2 separate regions of the Homo sapiens genome follow, and region 1 is linked to region 2. A link is an interaction called in ENCODE POLR2A ChIA-PET data of the cell type or tissue named here. Cell type or tissue: PC-9. All regions are shown on one strand.

Evidence for each region. ChIA-PET counts read pairs that join two places held together with the same protein. Peaks named below come from ENCODE experiments on the same cell type or tissue, not always from the same donor. Only the 100,000 strongest peaks of a DNase experiment are listed, where the experiment ranks them.
Region 1: POLR2A ChIA-PET joins it to region 2 with 10 read pairs; 5 of 35 experiments call an interaction of 5 or more read pairs at or near these places.

What each region holds. Positions count from the first base shown.
Region 1 is chr1:174,890,984-174,898,983 of GRCh38, reverse strand. The region is part of intron 19 of RABGAP1L (RAB GTPase activating protein 1 like); the gene reads right to left. Among named protein-coding and RNA genes, the nearest start is that of RABGAP1L-AS1, 59 kb to the left of the region's middle. In PC-9, no CTCF peak of the experiment used is centred here; no DNase peak of the experiment used is centred here.
Region 2 is chr1:174,795,313-174,803,312 of GRCh38, reverse strand. All of the region lies in intron 18 of RABGAP1L (RAB GTPase activating protein 1 like), which reads right to left. Among named protein-coding and RNA genes, the nearest start is that of RABGAP1L-AS1, 150 kb to the left of the region's middle. In PC-9, no CTCF peak of the experiment used is centred here; DNase peaks (open chromatin) are centred at 3,592, 3,932 and 7,332; H3K4me3 peaks cover 1,700 bases; H3K27ac peaks cover 3,114 bases.

The sequences.
Region 1 (8,000 bases), 96 kb before region 2:
GGATGTTCCCAGAGGATTTAGCACTACCTCTCTTTAAAAAACTCATACCCTTTTTTTGAATATGTGTTTAATATCAATCTTGCCTGCTAGACTGTAAGCACTCTGAAGGCAGGAATGGCATTTGCTTTGCTCTTTTAGTCTTAGCACTAACACATTACTAGGCACAAAGTAAATAATAAATATTCCATTTTAAAAAGGCTTAAGTTAGCTCATAATTGCTAAAAATATTTATTAAAACATTGTTAACATGCTATACAGTCACTGTTTAGTATCCTTGCAATAGACCAAGGCCCTCTTTCCATGTATAAAGCACAAAGCCCAACAGAGAACTGCTGTTATTCAGGCAAGCATCATTACTTTATTATCCAAATAGTTAAAAGAAAGTAAATAAAAATCTGATAAGAATGTCAATCATCGTTAATCATTCACTTTCAAAATCCATGCTCCAAAAGTAAAAGAAACTCTAATTATAGATTTGTCGTCTAACTTATCACCTTCCTAAGAAACTGTTACAGTTTAGAAAAGTTCAGATTCTGATCATCAAAGGGATATATAAACAAAAGAATATTGTATGTAACATCTAATAAGGGAGTACAAAGCACAAACGCCATGCATTTGGAATAATTATTAAGAGCACAGCCCTAGAGCCAGAAAGCCTGTGCTCAAATCCTGACTTTACCATTTTCCAGCACTGTGACCTTGAACAAGTAACTTAATCTGTGCTTCAGATTTACCACCTGTAAGACAGGCCTGAAAAACTGTACTTACCTCATCAAACTATCATTTTATTTTGTGTCTGTATTAGTGCTATTAAGATGAAACCTAGGCTACCATACTGCAAGATTTATGGACTCTGCTTTTTATGTTCTTCTTATGTCAGTTCTGTTTCGTCTCAACTTGTTCGTATACTAATTTTCTTTTCCTATTCTAAATCTCCTCATTGAAGTCAGTGAGAATGAAGAAATGAAATTAATTATCTCCCTTTTCTTTTTTTTTTTTTTTTTTGAGATGGAGTCTCACTCTGTCATCCAGGCTGGAGTCCAGTGATGTGATCTCAGCTCACGGCAACCTCAACTTCCCGGGTTCGAGATTCTCCTGCCTCAGCCTCCCGAGTAGCTGGGATTACAGGCACCTGCAACCAAACTGGCTAATTTTTACTAGAGACAGGGTTTCACTATGTTGTCCAGGCTGGTCTCAAACTTCTTACCTCAGGTGATCTGCCTGCCTCGGCCTCCCAAAGTGCTGGGATTACAGGTGTGAGCCACCATGCCAGGCCAATTCTCTCCCTTTGAAGAATATCAAACATACTAACAGGCAAGTACATTTTAGTGTTATATGGGAAAGTCTCTAAAAGCAGAGTAAGACTGAATCTACAGAAGCAGATGTGCCATGGAGACACTTACAGCAATGTGGTCAGTACAATGTCAGCAACACTGTTGCCACAGTCATCATGGCTTTTATCTTAGCATAGGTGGGTCCAGGCTCCTGAGGTCAGAAACAGGCTGAAACCTATTAGCTTGGCTTAAATAGATCAGAGGTAAGTGAATATTTCAGTATGAATTAACAATGATTTCATACGATTTTCACACGTTTAATATATAAGCAACTACTACATAGATTAAAGAATTAGAGTAGGCTCGTCTTAGCCCAAAATCTCCTCAAGCTAATAAGCAACTTCAGCAAAGTCTCAGGATACAAAATCAATATGCAAAAATCACAAGCATTCTTATACACCAATAACAGACAAACAGAGAGCCAAATCATGAGTGAACTCCCATTCACAATTGCTTCAAAGAGAATAAAATACCTAGGAATCCAACTTACAAGGGATGTGAAGGACCTCTTCAAGAACTACAAATCACTGCTCAACAAAATAAAAGAGGACACAAACAAATGGAAGAACATTCCATGCTCATGGATAGGAAGAATCAATATCATGAAAATGGCCATACTGCCCAAGGTAATTTACAGATTCAATGCCATCCCCATCAAGCTACCAATGACTTTCTTCACAGAATTGGAAAAAACTATTTTAAAGTTCATACAGAACCAAAAAAGAGCTTGCATCGCCAAGTCAATCCTAAGCCAAAAGAACAAAGCTGGAGGCATCATGCTACCTGACTTCAAACTATACTACAAGGCTACAGTAACCAAAACAGCACGGTACTGGTACCAAAACAGAGATATAGACCAATGGAACAGAACAGAGCCCTCAGAAATAATACCACACATCTACAACCATCTGATCTTTGACAAACCTGACAAAAACAAGAAATGGGGAAAGGATTCCCTATTTAATAAGTGGTGCTGGGAAAACTGGCTAGCCATACATAGAAAGCTAAAACTGGATCCCTTCCTTATACCTTATACAAAAATTAATTCAAGATGGATTAAAGACTTAAATGTTAGACATAAAACCATAAAAACCCTAGAAGAAAACCTAGGCAATACCATTCAGGACATAGGCATGGGCAACGACTTCATGTCTAAAACACCAAAAGCAATGGCAACAAAAGCCAAAATTGACAAATGGGATCTAATTAAACTAAAGAGCTTCTGCACAGCAGAAGAAACTATCATCAGAGTGAATAGGCAACCCACAGAATGGGAGAAAATTTTTACAATCTACTCATCTGACAAAGGACTAATATCCAGAATCTACAAAGAACTCAAACAAATTTACAAGAAAAAAACAACCCCATCAAAAAGTGGGTGAAGGATATGAACAGACACTTCTCAAAAGAAGACATTTATGCAGCCAACAGACACATGAAAAAATGCTCATCATCACTGGCCATCAGAGAAATGCAAACCAAAACCACAATGAGATACCATCTCACACCAGTTAGAATGGCGATCATTAAAAAGTCAGGAAACAACAGGTGCTAGAGAGGATGTGGAGAAATAGGAACACTTTTACATTGTTGGTGGGACTGGAAACTAGTTCACCCACTGTGGAAGACAATGAGGCGATTCCTCAAGGATCTAGAACTAGAAATACCATTTGACCCAGACATCCCATTACTGGGTATATACCCAAAGGATTAGAAATTATGCTGCTATCAAGACACATGCACACATATGTTTACTGTGGCACTATTCACAATAGCAAAGACCTGGAACCAACCCAAATGTCCAGCAATGAAAGACTGGATTAAGAAAATGTGGCACATATATACCATGGAATACTATGCAGCCACAAAAAAGGATGAGTTCATGTCCTTTATAGGGACATGGATGAAGCTGGAAACCATCATTCTCAGCAAACTATCACAAGGACAAAAAACCAAACACCGCATGTTCTCACTCATAGGTGGGAACTGAACAATGAGAACACTTGGACCCAGGAAGGGGAACATCACATACTGGGGCCCGTCATGGGGTGGGGGGAGTGGGGAGGGATAGCATTAGGAGATATACCTAATGTAAACGACAAGTTAATGGTTGCAGCACATCAACATGGCACATGTATACATATGTAACAAACCTGCACGTTGTGCACATGTACCCTAGAACTTAAAGTATAATAATAAAAAAAAACTTCCAAAAGCAAAAAAAAAAAAAAAGAATTAGAATAGGCTGAATGCCATTTCACCCTGGGTGGAATTATTACTTTTGTCTTAAATTATTTTTATTTGTTTGCCCCTTCTAGATTATCTAGGGGAATGTAACAAGTGGCACTTAATAGTGGGATACTAATAGCACTTCAAATTTGTACAGCCTATAAATATTTTAAACACTTTATTCTCAAGTTGAATGGTTTCCATTATTTTCTCCAAACAAACTTGAAAGAATGAATAATTTTCATTCATTTATTTCATTTACTTATTTGACCAATTTTAGTAGAATATCTACCATGTTTTGACCTGATAAGGGTTCAGAGGAAGTCCTCGTCTTTTGGCAGGTGTCTGTTAACAAACAACTTGGGGCCAGGCACGGTGGCTCACGCCTGTAATCCCAGCACTTTAAGAGGCCGAGGTGGGCAGATCACTTGAGGTCAGGAGTTTGAGACCAGCGTGGCCAACATGGTGAAATCTCGTCTCTACTAAAAATACAAAAATTATCTGGGCATGGTGGTGAGCACCTGTAATCTCAGCTACTCGGGAGGCTGAGGCAGGAGAATGGCTTGAACCTGGGAGGCGGAGGTTGCAGTGAGTCAAGATCGTGTCACTGCACTACAGCCAGGGCGACAGAGCAACTGTCTCAAAAACACACACACAAAACAAAACAAAACAAAACAAACAAACAAAAACAACAAAAAACCCAACTTGGTTCTAGTCTCGACAGTCCTCTCCTGCACCAAATGTAGTGCTCCAAGCTCCATTTCGATCCATAATCAGGAAATGTGAGCACACATTGTAACATAATAGGTGAAAGTCTTTCCTAAGAGAAAAATGAAATTGAAAGCTTAGCCAACTCAGTCATGCCCTCTTAGATAAAATATATTTATTTTCCAGCCTTCTCTTTCCTTTTTGCACCCTTCCCAACACTACAAAAGGTAGTCATTGAAAACATTTAATTCTTGTGTAACAATCTTGAGTGCTAAAGTTAAACCTTGTTTCTCAAATCTTTGAAGAGTTCAAGTCAATAACAAATTGGACTACACATTTATAGATGCCATTAACACTTTAAATGGAAGATATATTTCCTGTCTCTTTAGTAAGAAGGAAGCTGAGCAGCCTACACCCAAGCAATTTGTACCTTTCAGGCAGCAGCAATAAAAATGATTCTTTTACATGAAGGAATAAATTAATGTGTGACTGTTAGGTTGGAGAGCACTGTAGAGCTTCTGGTTAAATGTTAACTATTTAGAGGAATTATCCTCATTCTAGCATTTATCAGGTATTGTGTAGTTTTAACACTGCCTTGCAGATATGGAATCCGAAATTATCAAAATTGTGGTCACAATCTACTAGCTTGGTGGACTTTGACAGATAGCTCAGTAAATGCACCTGGGACCTTCCCTCCACCCCAGCCCACCCTCCAGTGTAATTTTTAGGATGTAATTACAGAGGAAAAAAGGTTTTGAAGGTACCTTAATGCACTTCCCTAGCAGCAGGATGCATGTGCTCAGAGTATCAGTGACTTGGAGATATTAATTTGTATACTCAAAGAACAGTCTGGGAAGGATTTGTCACAAACTGTTCCAACAGGCCCTACAAGTGGAAGACTTGCTATTAATAATATTAGGATTCTTCCAGAAGAGAGCTTTTGAGTATGAAAAGTTAACCTCCTTCCAAGTATTCTATGTGGCTGATAGTTGTCAAGATCCTGATTAGGAAGTACCTGCTAGCGAAGTGTTGCAAAGAGGGAAAGTAGAACATGTTATCTGGATCTATCTAAAAGGCTTGTAGTGAGGCCCTCAAAGAAAATAAAACAGTTCTTTCTGTCTTTAAAAGACATTCGTATATTTAAAGAGAAGATATTTGTTGTACAGCTCTACATTAACAATTATGCTGTAATTTATGCAGGTATATGCATCACTTTTGTTTTTTTCTTTCTTCCTAGGAGGAATCACAAGAATCTCTTAACAAGTGATTGTCTTTGGAAACCACTTTGTATTTTCTATTTTATTTTATTTTATTTTAAAGGCATAAAAGTCCAAAGAGAAAATAATAGTCACCCCACATAATTAAACATTCAGCTTGCCAATCCACGCACAGCCAGGCTAAGCCTGTGATTTCAGTGGCCAAGAGAACTGAAGCAGTTTTTAAAACATTTATAATTATTTATATCGTGATTCCAAATGGGTGGTCTGGAGAGATGTTTCGATATATCTGATTCTTGAAGAAATTATGCCAAATTAAACTTCTTATTCACTAATATCAGTATAAAGCAGTATGCACACAGGGCCGCACAATGATGTATTATAAAAAATTTGTCACCAATCACTTTCCAATACAAAATGATAATGGACAAATCAGAAATGAGGTAGCCTGGCTGGGCGTGGTGGCTCATGCCTGTAACCCCAGCACTTTGGGAGGCTGAGGCTGGCAGACCACATGAGGTCAAGAGTTCGGGGCCAGGACAATATGGTGAAACCCTGTCTCTACTAAAAATACAAAAAAAAAAAAAAAAAAAAAAAAATTAGCTGGGTGAGGTGGCGGGCGCCTGTAATCCCAGCTACTCGAGAGGTTGAGGCAGGAGAATCGCTTGAACCTGGGAGGCGGAGGTTGCAGTGAGTCAAGATCATGCCATTGCACTCCAGCCTGGGCGACAAGAGCAAAACTCCATCACAAAAAAAAAAAAAAGAAAGAAAACAAAGAAATGAGGTAGCCTGAAGCAATAGCAATATTCACGTTTGCAAGTGATGGACCATCCCAAAGTGGATCAGCTTTAGCAGCCTCATCAAATAAGAAAATGTACAGGCCAAGAACACCAACCACCAAAGAATGGCATGTAAATACCACCCTTGAGTTCCATTCAATCTTCTTTTCAAAGCTAAGACTATTGAAACTTGGAGAAACTTTTGTGAAAACCAGTAACTTACAAAGTAGAAAAGAAGCTGGAAGGTGAAAAAGCTGGCACAAATAACGCTGATGAACAATTTCGTGTTGATATTCATATTTCTTCAACCAGGGATTATAGTGGTGGAGCTGGAAATAGAAACTAATTTCTCCCTCTGACTCTCCAGTTGGTTCCTTCCCACTAGACTTTTCAGCAATGGCTGAAATAGCAAGTGGCTAAAAATGGGACCCACTTGATAAGTGTGCTGTGTCCCGGGCTGAGTTCGCTCACGGGTGGCGGCTGAGCCCAGGCGGGAGAGGGCAGCTGGTAGCTACAGGCCTCTGGTCATCCGGCCCAACCCGAGTGCTGGAGCTGGCCAGAGCCACCACGCGAGATGCTTGCAGGAGCCAGGGAAGCCACGGGCTCCAGGCCGGTTGGAGGTGTAGTCGCAGAGGCTCCAGCTACCGCTGCGGCCACCATGCCCACCCGGACTGTGGCCCACTTTGTATTTTCTAACCCACCTAATACATATATTGATTTTCTTTTATTGTTTTATAGACAACAGGAATTATTTGGATAGGGAGATTACCTCAGAGTAGTAAACTTATGAGTAACTTCTGTATTTTCTTTCTGTGTTTCAGTTTTTATTTCTATGTGTTTTCAAAATTTTCTATAGTCAACATATTATTTGAATCCTTAGTAAAAAGAAAACCTCATTTAAATCCAAGAAAAGGCTGAGTGTGGTGGCTCACACCTATAATCCCAGCACTTTGGGAGGCTGAGGCTGGAGGATTGCTTGAAGCCAGGCGTTCAAGACCAGCCTGAGCAACATAGCGAGACCCTATCTCTACAAAAAATGTTTTAAAAATTAGCCAGGCATGGTGGCATGTGCCTGTAGTACCAGCTACTTGGGAGGGTGAGGTGGGAGGATCAAACCTGGAATTTCAAGGCTGCAGTGAGCTATGATCTGATCACCACTGCACACGAGCCTGGGCAACAGAGTAAGACCCTGTCTCCAAATAAACAAACAAAAAAAGCAAGAAAAATCTTTAGGGACTACACCTTTTTGGCAAACTTCAATTTAAATAAATACACACAAATAGCTATTCTTTTAATAAAATACATTAATCAACCTTATTATATCATTTCCCTACTCAAAACCTTCATTTATAGAATTTAAAATATCAGTTACTCAGCATTACATACACAACCTATCATGATCAACTCCCACTCTCTATTTCCTGGCCTACCCCCTACATTTTAGCCAGATGGAATAAGTTAAAAATCCTCTTGTGCCATCTTTCTATCCCGTGCCTCTCAAAGTGCTATTCCTTCTGCCTGGAACATCTTTCCCGTCCCCTGACAATCTGATAAATTCCTATTTTTTCTTAGATTCCTGTTCAAAAGTTTCCACCTTTAAATAGGCACAGATATACACTGCTGGTAGTTATATTAACTAATATAACCTTTAAGGAAAACAATTTGGCCTTATCTATCAAAATTACAAATGAATGTATCCTTCAACCCAGCAGTTCCACTCCTAGGAATTTAAT
Region 2 (8,000 bases):
GAAAATTGTCCTTAACTGGGTGTACCTTTGAAGGGTAACAAGCAAAAATTCCAAATGTGCATCCTCTATTATATCAGTAACCTCCTTCCAACTGAAGGTTAAAGAAACCTAGAGTTCTAGTAGTTTGACGATCCCTCTGTGAATCAGGGAACAATAAGTAATAAGGCTCAGAGACCAAATCCACAACACTATCTTGGTAAATCTTCATTTATTTGATTTTTTTGAAAAATGACTGGTTTTATGATGAAAAAAAAATAATGGGATCTTAAAAGTAAAATAAAGTACTTGTATGTGCTTAACCCACAAGCATTCATGTTTGAAACATGACTAAAAAGGTAAAGAGATGTTTTACACTTTAGTACTTCCTCTTGACTAGAAATGAAAAGATTGCAATACTGCATGTGGCAGGATTCCTCTTAGGAGTGTCCTGTGCAGATTAGCCATTGATCCCACATCATTAGCCAGTTCAATAACACAAGGCTGAACAATTTCCCCCTGGTACACATGCTAAACTTTGAGCAGTAACTTACTGAATAGCAGAGCCCAACTAACAGCCATATTGCTAATTAAAGAACTTGTAATTTCCCAAAATGTAGAGTACCCTCGTATTACCAATAATTTTTCAAGTGCAACTGTGTAAAACAAAGCCAGAGATTTTCAAGTGGCCCCCAAGATAAATCAGCGTATGCTTTTCTTTTTCTTTTTGAGATGGAGTTTAGCTCTTATTGCCCAGGCTGGAGTGCAATGGCACGATCTCAGCTCACCGCAATCTCTGCCTCCCGGATTCAAGCAATTCTCCTGTCTCAGCCTCCCAAATAACTGGGATTAAAGGCACGTGCCACCACGCCCGGCTAATTTTGTATTTTTAGTAGAGATGGGGTTTCTCCATTGTTGGTCAGGCTGGTCTCAAACTCCCAACCTCAGGTGATCTGCCCGCCTCAGCCTCCCAAAGTGCTGGGTATACAGGCTTGAGCCACTGCATCTGGCCTAGCATATGCTTTTCACACATAATGCAGGTGGCATTATTACTTAGGCTCTAACTGATAGAGCCTAAGTAAGGTCTCAAGACCACCTGAGAGATGCACTACTTCAGATGCCTAATTTGGCAACCAACCAGAGTTGGTACAATTGCAATACACAGATATACATGACCTCCAAAGAGCTCAAGCTTGAGAACCCAACTCCCTGTGGATTTTATTGCTAATTAATTTTTTCAGACTAGAGGCAGTTTAAATTCATCCCTAATGCAGAGTTGAGTATGCAAAATATTCTTAATTACCAATTTATGTTTTCCTTCAAAACACTGAAAATGTAAATGCCAAAGAGAGGTGGCACCAAATTACTGGAAAGTTACCATTGGAAGCCTTTGAGTCACAAAGTTGAGTAGTCTTTAGGATGCAGAAATATATTAGACCAAGCCTGATTCCTCAGAGATGTAGAGAATTTGTTGAAATATAGTTTAGCACTTCACAATATCAAAACTCCTGAAATAAAATGCTTCTCATTTCACTTACAAAACAAAACAAAACAAAACAAAACTCCTTTCTAAATAGAATCATGAATCCTTAGTTTTCTCCTTTAAGAAAAAGATGAGGTTCAGGGAAGTAATGACTTCACCTGGACATTAAAACACATGTCTTCAGCTCTTTTTATTTCTTCTTTAAATGACAAAGGAACTACATTTCTCAAAAATATCCCCCCTATAATTGTATGCTAGTCACTGCATCAAACTTTGTTTTGGAATGACAAATAGACTTTCCTTAGGATGGGAAATTTCTTATTTACATGGCTATCTAACATGTCTGTTATGATTGTACAGAAGAGATTATATTTGCATGTAAATACATACATAAAGACTGAACTAGTAATTGTAAAGATAAGTATAAATAGAGATGAATTATAGTGAAGGGAGATATAGGAGAGAAAAGAGTTAAATTCAGTCATGTAAATACTGTACTGAAAAGACTCTAATATGAGAGAACCATAGTGAGGAAATAGTCTAAAATGGTATTAAACTCCATTCTATAAAACAGACAAGGCTAAATTATTCTTATTCCATTACCACATAATGGTATAGGACTACTGTAAACCAATTACCTTATAGAATAGTTGCTAGGTATAGTTCTCAAGCCTGCAACAGCGATTGTGGGTATTTAATTTTAACCCTTGGTAGGAAATGAGGAAGGGTGATTTTTCTCTTATTCAGGAAATCAAATAACAAGCAAGTCAGACTTCCCAGATTCACAGCACAGAAGCCAGCAGCTTTAAGCTGTTTCACAGATAAACAGTTCAATCATTCTAGGAGAGAAACCTAAAATTTCCTACCAAAGTATTTTTAGGTGGTAAAATTCTCTATCAAAAAACAAAACAAAACAACAATCAAATTGGCAATCTAATGGGGAGGTTAGAAAGCAAACCACACACAGTCTAGATAAGTTGCTATGTCTGTTGTAAAATTTAACCCTTTGGAGATATACATAACAGAATGCCTACATCAAGCACTTGGGTATTCTGCTTTATTGCTGAGCCTAGCCAGGCAGAAAACCATTTTTTTGCTGCCACAGAGATAATGCCACTAATGTGACCCTGGGCTCTGAGAAAAGAGCCATGATCTCCTCTAACCAATTAAGGGGTGGTGTGGACCAGGCTCCAAATGAGCTGCACAACAGTGGCCACTCAGCATTTCCTTCTCGGCAGAATGGGGAGAAGGAGAAGAAAACCAGAGACAACAAGCCTCTTTCAGAGATACAAGGAATTTTCACAGAGGATAGCAGATTCCCTACAAATGAAGTTCAATGAAAAACAATCTCACCGCCAGAAGCCGAGGCACAAACAGACGATGCCCCATCCCCAGAAGTTCCAGCACTCGACACGCATACTCATTCACCAGCTTGCTCCTCTCGTCGTGCATGTCCTGGGACTTTTTGACAGGAGGTGTGAGCTTAGCAGCTGGGGCTGGGCAGGGCACCCCTTCTTCCATGAGCACTAAGTAGGTATCCAGAATGAGAAAGATGGATCTCTTATCCACAATATTAAGAACTGCGGTGGGAGGGGAGCCAGGTTTAGGTCTCCCTGGGAGGACGTACAAGCCAGTCTGTGGTGGGAATTGTCAGCTAATGTCTCCACAAGAAAAACATTTTGGCTAAATTATCCACTGCGAGAACCCCAAAGTAGACTGGAAAATGAAAATGAAATCAAGTACTGATCTAAATAAAAAACGGCAAAAGCAATCGAATGCGAGAAAATGGCCAAGAGTGATGCAGGAGAGTTCAGATACATGTGTAAAAACGGACAAGCTGCTTAGAAGGGTCTAGCATGTGAGAATGTGTGAGAGTGTGTGTGTGTGTGTGTGTGTGTGTGTGTGTGTGTGTGTGTGTGTGTGCGAGAAAGGGTGTGTGTGCGTGTCTATGTGTGAGAAGACAGCAGCAGCAGTAGCCAGGAAGCCAGGGCAGTTGTGAAGCTGCAAGGAGAAAACGATGAGCTCATTGCAATCCTCGATTCGTGACAAGCAGCGCTGTTGTTGCTGCTGCTGCTGCTACTGCTGCTGCTGCTGCCTCTCGCTGTGAATCAGTAATGAAGGGGTAGGGAAGGAAGGGGAGGGAAGAGGAGGAGGTAGGTGAATGAGCATGCAGAGTGTGTCTCAGGGGAGAATGCTGTAATAAGAAGCCAATGGCGAGCCATTGGACAGATGCGCTTCCCCCTCCCAGTCTACCTTCAATCAGTGTTAGTCTGACAGCTTATGCTGTTGAATCCTAAGCCACAGAGAGATGAACTAGCTTTTCCTAACATGTGACGCTCACAGAAAAAAATCAGACAGCCAGTCATCTGAACAGCTGACCTTTATTCACTCTTGCTTTCTAACAACGAGAATAGATCTTATACTTGGATTTAAAGTGGGATGTTCCAATCCTTATTAGATGACTGAAACCGCTACAGAAGAGAGGTATTAGGGTAAAATGATAGAGTATGGACAGAAGAGCCAAAGACCAAGCAACCAAGAAATGACACACCCTCAAGTTGAAGTGTTTATGCAATAATAATGACTCTTTGCAATGCAAATACAAGAAGCATTTCAGGATTCTGGGAAGGCTGGCCATGATTAAAAGGAAGATTTTTGTAAACAAGCAATATGATAAATAATAAAAACCTAACACGTATTAAGAGTATACATTTAAAGAACTATTAGAATTGAAATTCTCAAAGCAAAAATAACTTTTGTATGCCACAGACCTTGATAAACACTCAGCTAATAGTTGAAAACATTGTTCTGATAAATCTCTGGTCAAATTAATCCTTCCCCAGTAATATAAAAATTATCCATAGTTCAAAATTTTACAATCTTAGTGCTAATGTGTTATATTAGTTTACTTGTTGTGAATAAATAATCAGTTGTAGCCAAATGAAGGCAAAATGACCAAATCACCATAGGGACAGTCTCTTAACTTTATCCTAACAATTAACTAATCCATATTCAGCATCTTGATTCTGTGGTTCTGTAGTTGCTCTCTTAAGTACCAGGCTGGTTTCTCCATACAAATTATAGCATGGTACAAAGAGAAACAAGGCTAAGAGAGCCAGAGCATGTATTTTGTGAGTCTTAGTTTTCTACTCTGACAAATAAGAGTTACATATCTACAAATAACCAAATAGAAACATATTTATTGATGTATGTCTGTAGGCCTAAATAAATAGATTAATTATGAAAATGAGCTTAAAGAAATAGGAAGGGAGATTCTGCCTCCCTTAACAATATATTATTTGGTTTTGTTTTTCCAAAATCTCAGAAAAACAAGAATTTTAAGAAATTTAACATTTAAGTATTATTTAACAAGTTATTTTAAATGAAATATTTATATATTGCTGTCAAGCCTTTTATCTCTTCCAAAAATGATTTCTTTTTTTTTTTGTTTGAAACGGATTGTCGCTCTGTCACCCAGGCTGGAGTGCAGTGGCAGCATCTCAGCTGCAAGCTCTGCCTCCCGGGTTCACATCATTCTCCTGTCTCAGCCTCCCGAGTAGCTGGGACTACAAGCGCCCGCCACCACACCCAGCTATTTTTTTTTTTTTTTTTTGTATTTTTAGTAGAGATGGGGTTTCACCGTGTTAGCCAGGATGGTCTCGATCTCCTGACCTTGTGATCCGCCTGCCTCGGCCTCCCAAAGTGCTAAAATGATTTCTTAACAAACTAAATAAAGTAGAGCTAGGAACAGTAGTGTGTGCCTGTATTCCCAGCTACTCCAGAGGCTGAGGTGGGAGGATCCTTTGAGCTCAGGAGTTCCAGGCTCTAATGTGCTACGTTCCTGCCTGTGAACAGCCACTACACTCTAACCTGGGCAACATAGTGGAACCCCATCTCTAAAAACAAAAACAAAAAACTATGCAAAGTAAAGATCTTAATGTAAAATGATCATAAGCATAGAATATTACGTATATACAAATAAATTTCAGGTCCTAAAGTTCTGGAGTAAATGTTTGATGTACTGCCTAGGATGAGGATAGGTTCAGCTGGAAGAGGGAGGCCATAAGAAGGAAAAGGTTCTGGGCCTTTCATACTGTATCCCTAAACACACACACACACCCACACCCACACACCACACACCACACCCCACACACACACACACATCCCCCCACACCTCCCCATACCCCACACCACACACACACTCCCCACACACCCCCCCACACACCCACACTCCCACTCCACACTACACGCCCACACACCACCACATACACCCCCACACATCACACCCCCCACACCCTCCTGCACACACCCACAGACACACCACACACACACCCCCTACACACACATCCCACACACCACACACACACACCCCCCCAACACCACGCACATTTAGACACACACACACTCCCCTCAGCTCCATTTTTACCTTGTATATATACTGGTGTTCTGCATTAAATTTTGTTTGATAGGACTGTGCTACTGCTATGTACAGCACTGCCATAGACATTTCACATTTAAGAACAAGGGAACATCCTGAATTGCTCTTAAATGTGAATGAAGAATTCAGTGACTTCTTAGGTTATAGGATTTTTTTCTAGTTGACTTTTTAAAGGGTAGGGAAGATGTTTCCACTCAACTAACTTGGTCTTGAAAAGTACTAGCTGAAGCATTTTTTCTTACATAAACCAGAAACAGGACTTGCCCAAAAAGATTCCAGTAAAAATAAGTAAAAATTAATCAAAATGATTTTGGAACTGTATGGTTTGGCTCTGATGCTCACAAAAAGAAGTTAAAATCATATATACTATGTATTAAATGTAATAATTAAAATATGATTTTTTTTTTTTGAGACAGAGTCTCGCTCTGTTGCCCAGGCTGGAATGCAGTGGCGTGATCTCAGCTCATTGCAACCTCCGCCTCCCAGGTTCAAGCCATTCTGCTGCCTCAGCCCCACGAGTAGCTGGAATTACAAGCATGTGCCACCATGCCCGGCTAACTTTTGTATTTTGAGTAGAGATGGGGTTTCACCATGTTGGCCAGGCTGGTCTTCAACTCCTGACCTCATGATCTACCCGTCTCGGCCTCCCAAAGTGCTGGGATTACAGGTGTGAGCCACCGTGCCCAGCAAAATATGTTATCTTAATGAGCAAACCAAGTTTCACTTAAAACAGTTAGGTATGTTTAACAAAATGCTGTGTACAAGGCACTACAACAAGTGGTCATGTACTTCAGTTTCCCCATCAAAAATCCCTCATGTTTCCTTCATGCTTCCCCTCAAAAATCCTTGCATTCAAAATTTCCATCATTTCTGCCCTGGTCCTTTTTTCAGGATATTCTTTCAGAATAGAATGTTCATCAATATCAGGTAAAATGATTCTTCTAGAACACTACTTGGTGAAATGAAAAAAGAGATTCTAGGGATTTTTGAAGCCCTAAAAGCATCACTCATTTCAGTGAGCTTTTCCTCCTCTTCCTCCCCAAATCCCAAATACTTTTTTTATTGTTGTTGCGATTCAGTAATAAATCACAGAACAATCACAGAACATTCTTCTTTTGAAATGGCGTCTTGCTGTGTTACCCAGGCTGATCTTGAACTCCTGGGCTCAAGGGATCTCCTACCTCAGCCTACTGAGTAGCTGGGATTATAAGCATGTACCCAACAGAACACTTCACAGAAAACATTTCTGAGTTATAAAGTAGTCCATAAAATGGAATAAGAGAAAAGAAACTCTTCCGATTTAACTAGTTAATAATGCATGATTTCTCACATTTCTTTTGGATGAATCACCCATAGAGAAGAAAAACTTATTCCCTCTATCCTCCTAGGTTCTCTGCCTGGGGCCCTGCAAATAAGTCTGAGACAATACAGGTTAGCAAGATAAACATAAACAGAACTTTATTAACACATGTAGTATGCACACACATGGGAGAAACTCAGTAATGACTAACTCAAAGGAGTGGTTAGTACTTGGGGCTGAGGCCAGGCACAGTAGCTCACACCTATAATCCCAGGACTTTGGGACGCCAAGGCAGGCAGATGGCTTGAGCCCAGGAGTTCAAGACCAGCCTGAGCAACATGGCAAAAACCTTGTCTCTATAAATAATTATAATAATAACAACAATAATTAATCATGGTGGCACACACCTGTAGTCTGAGCTAACCAGGAGGCTGAAGTGGGAGGATCACTTGAGCCTGGAAAGCCAAGGCTGCAATGAGCCACTATTGTGCCACTACACTCCAGCCTTGGTGAGAAAGTGAGACCCTGTCTCAGAAAAACAAAAACTTGGGACTTGGGGTTTATTAGCATGTTAATAAGGAACAATACTTCTGTAGAGAAGTGATAAAACAAAGGAAAAGGACTTTGAGCTCCTAGGGTGACAAATTGTAGGAAGGCAAATATATGGGGAAACTTATGACAGATAAAGACTAGTTAATAAGGTTTGTTTGTATAGACTCTTTCTTGGTGCCATCTCCTCTCCATTTATAAGGTTGCTATCCCTTTGCTGGTATGGAAAGTGAGTGGCGAGGCACCTTCACAAG